Linked DNA regions of Homo sapiens: region 2 is linked to region 1. The links are chromatin contacts, found by Hi-C or POLR2A ChIA-PET in ENCODE. All regions are on one chromosome and are shown on one strand. The core of a region is the stretch at or near the end of the contact, and the rest is flanking DNA. Distances in the headings are between cores, read along the strand shown.

What was found. A loop is a pair of places that touch in the nucleus more often than their neighbours do. ChIA-PET counts read pairs that join two places held with the same protein, here RNA polymerase II (POLR2A). Pooled maps may share reads with other maps.
Region 2: a pooled map shows a loop between it and region 1 (11-fold over the local background). The contact joins the enhancer-like site here to the promoter of GTF3C5 in region 1. A Hi-C loop is called at or near these places in 2 of 37 single-sample maps with no recorded cell type and 8 of 50 pooled maps. POLR2A ChIA-PET finds 5 or more read pairs at or near these places in 5 of 52 experiments (A549, PC-9, WTC11 and 2 more).

The regions. Positions count from the first base shown.
Region 1 is chr9:133,028,881-133,033,584 of GRCh38, reverse strand. It overlaps GTF3C5 (general transcription factor IIIC subunit 5), which reads right to left and starts at 2,588. Exons shown (of 11, transcript NM_012087.4): 1 at 2,421-2,588. The coding sequence starts at 2,573. LOC105376306 (a long non-coding RNA gene) reads left to right here and starts at 3,163. Exons shown (of 2, transcript NR_135119.1): 1 at 3,163-3,435. RefSeq lists enhancers at 2,568-2,827, 2,272-2,923, 3,158-3,407.
Region 2 is chr9:132,768,798-132,773,631 of GRCh38, reverse strand. All of the region lies in intron 11 of AK8 (adenylate kinase 8), which reads left to right. Among named protein-coding and RNA genes, the nearest start is that of GTF3C4, 100 kb to the right of the region's middle. RefSeq lists a silencer at 3,031-3,330 and enhancers at 3,196-3,490, 3,601-3,660. Within about 2 kb of position 3,376, at least 34 of the 41 ENCODE cell types and tissues checked have a DNase peak (open chromatin) inside an H3K27ac peak, as active enhancers do.

The DNA of each region.
Region 1 (4,704 bases), core at 1,339-3,838:
CGGGTCAGCCCCTGAGGGCTATCCAGCTTCTGTCTCCCAGTGCCAATTTTACTTTGTGTCTCTTGTGACAGGGAAAATTTGGCATTCCTTGGGGACCTAACAGGATGCAGTGAGCTTAAGCCCTTCCAAGAGCTTACCCATGAATCTGCCCCTAGTCATTTATCCTGAGCAGATGTATGGTGGCATTGTGGTGGACCGTAACTGGATACTCTGCCAAGTAACTGGAGCGGTACCTGTGCTCTGATCCAATTGGCCATCCCTTTCACTCTGGCATTTCATCAACCAGAAGAAGTAAAAACAAGACACCGTAGAGTAAGAGATGCCCCCCGTGGTTCCTTTGACCCTCGTGTTTATACAGATGCCACTGGAGTTCCCCGAGGGGTACCTGATGAATTTAAGGCTTGTAATCAAATAGCTGCGGGATTTGAGTCTATGTTTTTCTGGTGGTTAACTATAAATAAAAATGTAGATTGGATAAGTTACATCTATTACAACCAGCAACAATTTGTTAATTATACTAGGAATGCTATCAAAGGAACAGCTGAACAACTAGGACCCACCAGTCAAATGGCTTGGGAAAATAGAATAGCATTAGAAATGATACTAGCAGAGAGGGGTGGCGTTTGTGTCATGCTTGGAACCCAATGTTGTACTTTTATCCCAAATAATACTGTTCCTGACGGAACCATAACAAAGGCACTGCAAGGTCTTACTGCTTTATCCAATGAGCTAGCTTAAAATTCTGGGATAAACGATCTCTTCACTGATCTAACGGGAAGATTGTTCGGCAGGTGGAAAGGACTTATGTCCTCGATCCTTATGTCCCTTGCCATTGTAATAAACGTGTTTATTCTCGTAGGATGTTGTATCATACCCTGTGCCTGAGGGTTAATACAAAGACTTACGGAGACAGCTCTCACTAACCTCCAATTTCCCCCCGCCTTATTCAGACAAACTTCTACTTTTAGAAAACCAAGAACAGCAAAGTCGAGACATGCTAAAAAGGTTTGAAGAGAAAGAAGTATGAAAATCAAGAGGGGGAAACTGTTCTATACAGTGAATTCTTCTTCAAAGGTTCAGCTTGTTCAACTCCCTTGTTCTTTGTTCTCCATCTTCAAAGTCTAACTTCCTTGTTCTTTGTGCCTCCTTGCCCTTAGTTACCCGCTCTGTTTAACTGCCCTTCCCGCCGAAACTAGTCTTCCCACCGAAATCGCTCGTCCCGTCACTGTAACCCACACCCCTGTTCTATTTAAAATAGCCAATTGAGATTAGCTTAGATTGTGTGGTCCAACTCCAACCAGCAGGGACAGGACACAAAAACAGGGACTGACTGCCTTAGGGATAAAAACCCATTCCAGGCTGGGCACGGTGGCTCACGCCTATAATCCCAGCACTTTGGGAGGCCAAGACGGGTGGATCACCTGAGCTCAGGAGTTCAAGACCAGCCTATAGGACACAGTAAATTCCACTTCAAAGATTTTAGCCTTTTACCTTCCTTTAAATTCAAGAGGGGGAAAATTAATAAATACAATGAGTTATGAGTTCCATTTCAAAGAACCAATATGTCAGTATGTTCAGCTTCCCTGTTCTTTGTTCTCCATTTTAAAGTTTAACCCCTCGTTCTTTACGCCTCCTTGCCCCTAGTTTCAGTAAACAACCCCTTCCTAGCTTCTATCACCTGCTCTGTCCTTAGTCATCCTGAGTCACCTGCTCTGTAACCATCCTTCCCACCAAAACTACTCACCCCGCCACTCAGGCCTGTGCCCCTGCCCTCTTTGAAATAACCAATCGGAATTAGCTTAGACTGTGCGGTCCAACCCTAGCCAATATGGGAAAGACACAGCAGTAGAGACTAGCTGTGTAAGAGATAGGAACCCCTTCCCCTTCCTTGTCGGTGTGCTCTCGCCATTGCTCCATCCGCAAGATGCACCCTTCTATAGAAGGAAATTTGCCTTGCTGAGAAAACTGTTTGCCAGAGTGCTGATTCTTCTTTGCGGCACCCAAAATTTATTTCCAACAAGCCTGACCAACATGGTGAAACCCCCTCTCTACTAAAAAATACAAATTTAGCCGGGCGTGGTGGCATGCGCCTGTAATCCCAGCTACTCTGGAGGCTGAGGCAGGAGAATCGCTTGAACCCTGGAGGCGGAGGTTGCAGTGAGCCAAAATCGCACCACCGCACACCAGCCTGGGAAACAAGAGCGAAACTCCGCCTGAAAAACCAACAAAAAAACAAAAACAAAAACAAAAATCCTTCCCTTCTTTGTTCTGTTGGCTCTCTTGCAGCGGCCAGAAGAGCGAGCAGCACCCTTCTGCGTAAGTAAATTTGCTAAATTTCCCTTGCTGAGAAATCCTTTGAGTGCTCGTTTTCTTTGCGACTCCGAGCTCTTATTCCAACACCGAGATTCCCAGCCCCTTACCCGGGAGACGCCTTCCTCGCCGCCCAGAGTCGGCAGCATCTTAGCCACATCACGCACCACTCCCGGGTACTCCACGCACACCATGCGTCGCTCCCGCCTCAGCTCCACGGGGACGGCGGCCCCCAGCCCCAAATCGGCCGCCTCCGCCGCCATCCCTGTGCGTCTGGCAGGGCCCGCCAGGGTCCGTCCCACAAAGTACTCCCAAAGGCCTCGCCTCAATTGTTCCGCGAAGGAATCGTTCCGGGCTCCCTCACCGCTCGCGTCATCCTAACTCCCCGGGCTCAGCAAGACGCGAGGGCCTCCAGGGAGCAAATGGCCCATGGGAGGGCCCATGTCTTCGGGAAAACGACCGCCGTGTCCTCGACTTTTTATTTAAAATTAAGCGAGTTAGTCCACCGGGCGGGGCAAGCACCAGTCTCTCCTACTAGCCAGCGAGGGACCCGGAGGATAATAAGACACAAACCTCCCTCGACTTCAGCCAATGAGAATCCGAGGGCCGAGCGAGTTTTTTTTTGAGCCAATGAGAAGTCCGGAGGAAGCTAGGTCCCACCTTCTCCTCCAGCTTCGTACGTTTTAACCAATAAAGAACTAGAGTTAACCACGTCCCAGCCCTCTTCTGGGTATTCCACCCAATGACACCTCGGGGGCGGGCCAGAGGCAGACTTCCGGCCCGCCTGCTTGGTGGGGAAAAGGTCCCGGCTGAGAATTGATTTCCGCATTGGGTCGGCCTGGTATTCTGTCGGTGTTGGCGCTTCTTCTCCCAAGCTCTTGCAGCCCCCTCGGGACTAGGTTTCCAACGGCGCTTGCGGGGGGCCTCGCGGAGGTGGATGTGGAAAAGGCGAGCGCGGGGGAACTGTGCTGTAACCATCGCCCCGCCTCCACAGAAAGCCCCGAAGCGCCGGCTCGGGGCCGAACGCGGGCATCCGGCGTTCGTCTGTTAGGCAGGCAGACATTAAGCGCCTACTGTGTGCTGGGCCCTACTCAAGACCCAGGCGGGGAGAACGGCGTCTGTCCGGTAGGCGCCCAGGGCTGCTGCAAAGCCCCGGAGCGAGGAGTGTGGCCCCTCAAACAGGGAGGAGATGAGGTCCGAGGCCGACCGAGGTCAGAGACCCGCACCCACGAAAAGGGTCCACCCGTCGGGCTGGCTGCTTCCCAGTGCCGTGGAGAGCCCCTGAAGGTTTCTTTTTTTGAGAAGGAATCTCGCTGTGTCGCCCAGGCTAGAATGCAGTGGCGCTTTCTCGGCTCACTGCAACCTCCGCCTCGGGTTCAAGCTATTCTCGTGCCTCAGCCTCCCGAATAGCTGGGATTACAGGCGCCTGCCACCATGCCCGGTTAATTTTTGTATTTTTAGTAGAGACGAGGTTTCACCATGTTGGCCAGGCTGGTCTTGAACTCTTGACCTCAAATGATCCGCCTGCTTCGGCCTCCCCAAGTCCTGGGATTACAGGCGTGAGCCACCGCGCCTGGCCCCTTGAAGGGTTTTATGCGGAGCAGTGATCCCATTCATGCATTTGAAAGACCTCTCTGGCTGTTGTGTGGAGAACAGATCAAAGGGGGAGAAAGTGAGTTCAGATAAACCAGCTCCGAGACTGCATAATCCAGTCAAGAGATGAAGGGACTGGGTTTGAGAATATTGGGAGATGAGAATCATGGCCCAGCACAGTGGCTCACGCCTGTAATCCCAGCACTTTGGGAGGCTGAGGCGGGAGGATCAGTTGAGCCCAGCAGTTGGAGGCCAGCCTGGGCAACAGGGGAAGACCCCATTTCTACCAAAAAATACAAAATTAGCCGGCCATGGTGGTGCATGCCACAGTAGTCCCAACTACTCAAAAGGCTGAGGCAGGAGGATCCTTTGAGCCCTGGAGTTGGAGGCTGCAGTGAGCTATGATCATGCCACTTGCATTACAGCTAGAAATTAGTAAGAGCAAGTGACCCCTTGGGTATGGGTACCCCGTTTCTGAAGTGATTTTTTTTTTTGAAAGACACGATCTCCCTCTGTCACCCAGGCTGGAGTGTAGTGGTGTGATCATGGCTCACTGCAGCCCCGAACTCCTGGGCTCAAGTGATCCTCCTGCCTCAGCCTCCTGAGTAGTTGGGACTACAGGCGTGCACCACCATACCCGACTAATTTTGTATTTGTGTGTGTGTGGCGACGGGGTCTCACTATGTTGCCTAAAGTCATTTCTTTTTGTTGTTTGTTTGTTTTGAGACAGAGCCTCACTCTGTCACCAGGCTGGAATGCAGTAGCACAATCTCGGCTCACTGCAACCTCCGACTCCCTGGT
Region 2 (4,834 bases), core at 2,127-4,626, 260 kb after region 1:
CCATGTAACATGGCAATGACTTTATTCAGTTAGGCAACAAATATTTGTGGAACATCGATTGCATGCAGGCACTACTTGAGTTCTTGGGACTCAAAAGGAAACAAAACCTAAGACGCTTCAGGTGTCTTACATTCTGGTTGGAGTGAGAAAGTCTATAAACACCAGATGCATAATATGTTGTGTGCTATGGAGAATAAAACAGGATAAAGGGGAATAGGGAAGACGGGCAGCTGGAAGGGAGAGGACAGGGTGGTGTGTTTATAGAGGGCCATCCAGGAAGGCTGGAGAGGACAGGGTGGTATGTTTATAGAGGGCCATCAGGGAAGGCCTTTCTGATGATGCTTGAGCAGAGGCTTATATGGAGTGAGGGAATGAGCCATGGACAGATGTAGGGAAGAGTGGTCCAGGCCTGGAACTACAGTGCAAAGGCCCTGAGTTAGGAATGTGCCTGGCAACTCTGAGCAACATCAAGGAGGCCATTGGCCATAGATCAGGGAGAGACTCGCAGGTGAGGTGTCAGAGGTCACAGGAGACCATAGACCTTGAAGGAATTCGGCTTTTCCTTGGAGTGATGTGGGAGCCACTGTGTGGGGCTTGAGCAAATGACAGATGGGATCCCGCTGATGTTGTAAAAAGATACCTAGTGGGTGGAGAAAGGGCTGTAGGCAGGGGGACAAGGTAGCAGCTGGGAGGCCAGGTATAGGGCTGTTGGCAGTAATCCAGGTGAGAGGTGCCAGAGGCCTGGACCAGGGTGGTAGCTGTGGAGGTGGTGAGAAGTCTTTTGAAGGTAGAATTGGTACCATTGATTTGCTATCACACTGGATGTAGGACATGTGAGAGAGAGAGGCGTTGCAGAGAGCTCAGGTGCTTGCTGGGGCAGCAGGAAGAATGGACTGGCCTTGTGATGACCAGAGGAGGAGGCTGGAGGAATGGGGTTGAGGAGGGACCACTAGCTCAGTTTTGGGCATGATAAGCTTGAGATGCCTCTTAGAAATCTACTGGTTTGCTGGGGCTGCCACAGCAATGTACCATAGATGAGGTATCTTAACAGAAGTTTATTTCTTCAGAGTCCTGGAGGCTGGAAGCCCAAGATCAAGGTGCCAGCAGGTTTGGTTTCTTCTGAGGCCTCTCACTGCATCCTCACATGGCACGTGTGCCCTGGGTGCCTCTCTGCGTGTCCACATTTCCTCCTCTTAGAAGGACTCCAGTCAGATTGGATTGGGGCCCACCTTTTAGGGCCCTTTTAACTTAACCACCTCTTTAAAGGCCCTGTGTTCAAATACAGTCACCTTCTGAGGTTCTGGGGGTGAGGGCTTCACAGGTGAATTTTGTGGAACACAATTCAACCCTAACAACATCTGCAGCGGGCTATGAGTCTGGTAGTTCAGGAAGAAAAATTTGGGAATCACCAGAGTCTAACACCCAGTGAGCTCTCAAAGAGCAACTCCTCTCATTGATGGTGGTGGCAGGAGCATTCTGGGGTGATATGGTTTGGCTGTGTCCCCACCCAAATCTCATCTTGAATTCCCACGTGTTGTGGGAGGGACCTGGTGGGAGGTAATTGAATCATGGGGGCAGGTCCTTCCCATGCTGTTGTTGTGATAGTGAATAAGTCTCATGAGATCTGATGGTTTTTTTAAGGGGGAGTTCCCCTGCACAAGTTCTCTCGCTTTGCCTGCTGCCATCCATATAAGATGTGACTTGCTCCTCCTTGCCTTACGCCATGATTGTGAGGCCTCCCCAGCCATGTGGAACTGTCAGTCCATTAATCCTCTTTCCTGTATAAATTACCCAGTCTCAGGTGTGTTTTTATTAGCAGCGTGAAAACAGACTGATACACAGGCTCTGAAAGGAAGCTCCGTCCTAGCCTTTCCCCTCTGGTGACCTCACACCACACGACGCTGCTTGTCAATGGCCCTGGCCATTCATAATGGAGCCACACCGCCATAACAAGGTGGGAGCCTTGAGCCTTTTGAAGGGAATTGCAGTCAGAACATGCTAGATGGATGGAGACCCAGTACTCTCCAGCTTACCTTCATTCTGCCTTCACATTTCAATCAAGTGACACCTTGGGGTTTGTTTCTTTACAAGAGGCGCCCTTTCAGTCCATGAAGGACCCCTTAATGGCCTTATTGAGAGCCTGTGGTAGGGGCTTAAGCATATAAAGATGGAGGATTGTACGATCCAGGGAAGGCGACACATTTTCATAAACAGAATCTCGTAAAAACATCCAGAGAGGGCTGCCATGTGCATGATTCCTGGCCCGTTCTGTTGACAGGGACATAATTCTCACAGTGTAAGCCTGACCACCATCTGCCATAGCACTTTCCTCCATAGTCTCTTGTCTCCTGTGGGCAGGAGGGCCAGGCCCTGGGCTGTGCACCTGGCCTACCTCTTCCCTCCTAGTCCTTCCAGCAAGACCAGGAAAGGGTGCATCACCCGAACCTTTCAGCTGAGGAAACTGAGGCTCCAAGAGGCTGAGTGTCTTGCCCTCATCACACAGCACATCATGGCAGTGGAGACGGACTCGGACTGAGACGGAGTCCCTGGACTCCTGTGCTCTGAGCCGCTGAGCGCAGAGTCTTCAGGTCACCCTGGCACTAAGTCCACACCTGCCCTGCTGGCTTCCCAGAGGCCTCCTGAGGCCCCCTGCTCAGCCAGACCCTCCCATCTCCTGTGCTGCGTTTGCCGAGGCCACCAGCTGCTCCCTCCCCACTGAGATGAGATGGGGGAAGCATCTCCCTGACTGGGGAGGCCCACACCGCTGGGCCTGAGAGAAGGTGTAACCCCATGCCAGGGGGTCTGCCGTGCACTCAGCAGCTGCTTCCAGAGCCCACTGGGTTCCTGGATCCAGGGGAGGGGGAATGGGGGTCAACAGGGAGCAAGACCGCCCCACACTGCGCCCCAGGGCTCCCCTTGAAGGGGCCGACCCATCCCGCTCTTCCCTGCCTTGTCCCGGTCTCGATCTCGGCCCAGCCCGCTGCCCACCGCGCTGCCCCAGGTCTCTGTTGAAATGGGACCGGCTTCCCAGCCAATTCAATCCCGGAAGTCACCACTGACCCTCACGCGGGCTGCTCAGGTTACAGCCAGGGGCAGGGCGCGCGTGCAGGGCGAGGGGCATCCCCCGCGCTCCCAGCCCGCTCCTCCACAGGGTGTCCCCTCGCCCCTGCCCCACCCCCTACCCCAGCCAGCGTTCTGGGCTCTTTATTCATTCCGAGATTCATAGCCATGAAAGTCAAACCCAGAGGCCCCTGGACGCCATCGAGCGCGGTCCTCATGGCACTGAGGAAGCAGCAGAGGCCCAGGGAAGCTGAGCGCGCCGAGGGGTGGCCCTTGGCGCGGGGCTGGGCCTCCGGGCCCGGGCTGGCGGGGCTGCTGTTTGTTTCCGCTTTCACTTTTAAATGCCACGTTGTCTGCATCCCAGGACCCAGGCAAGGGGCACGAGTGTGACCCCCCCAGGCCTTCCCCTGGTTCCGTTTCCCTCCCTAGCCCGGTCCCCACGATGGGTGGGGACAGTGGGCTGTGACAATGGATCGCGACTGCTGTTTTTACCTGGCGGACGATGCGCCCGAATTCGCTTTAACCAGATGCCCCTCTTCGCCTGGAGCCCTGGGAGCAGTCCCCCTCTCCGCTCAACAATAATTAGCCTTGTAAGACTAATGGAGGAAATCGTGTCTAATTACCCTGTTGAAGACCCAATTATGCGATTAACATTCGTGGCTATAAGCTAATGATGAGAAGAGCCTCTCATTTGCATAGCATTAAGTTAATTGCTGGCAAGCGGAGGGGCGGACAAGGCGGTGATGGCAGGATTCTCTTTCTGAAAGGATACTAATGACCAGAGAGGACGAGCCACCTGACAGCTTTATTAATTAACAGCGATCTGATTACCTACCAGGAATGGCAAGTGGCCTCGCTGAAAGTCTCGGCTCTTTGAGAAATGAGAGATGGGAGCCCTCACTGCCGATGTTTCTTCCACACGCTTTGCTGGGTTAGAGGCAAGCTCATGACCGCCTTGAAAAGCCATTTTAGACAAATCTTCCTTTGCATTCTTGCTGGAGCCCTTCTCTTATGCCCTTCCTTGGACATTTGCTCTTTCACTCCCTCCCCCATGCACTCACCCCACCCATAGTGACTGCGCTCCTCCTGCCTGCGACGCTGGCAACAGGCAGCACAGTCTAAGGTCCCTCCCGGGAAAGTGTTCAGAGAGGGTTCCATTCTGGGAGAGGCCCCCACTTTCCCCAGAGGTTTCAGATTCGAGTCAACCTTGCTGCTGGCAAATGTCAGCAGAGAATTTCAGAGCTTGAAGAATCCTTAGAGAGCATCAGTTCGAGTCTCTTACCCGGAAAAAACTGGGGGGCCCGGAGAGGCTAAGGGTCTGGAGCTCAAGATGCCCGCCAGGCAGTGGCAGGGCAGGGTGGTGCCTGGACTGTGCAGGACGGCTCTGTCTCTTCAGCCTCTCTGTCATCCCCGTCAGGCCCACTGTATTTGGAGATTTCGACGTTGCCTTGGGAACCCCTGCCCCTCCCCACAGTGCCCGCCCAGCCCCCTCCCATTTCCCCTCCTAGCACTTACTTGCCCCTGGCCCTCCTCCCAGCCTGTTTCCCCCCATGCGGGCAGGAACTGTATTGCACTCACTCTAATAAATAGATGATTGGACCAATTAAGGAAGCCTTGCAGTGGTGTGGCTGGGACTCATCTTCCAGTGGGTTTTAAAACATGGAGATTTTTAACGACAAATAAAATCTTGCATATATCCTTCTGTAACTTGCTTTTTCACTTAATAAAATATTATGGACATCTTTCCCTATCACTGCATAAAGATACAGCTCAC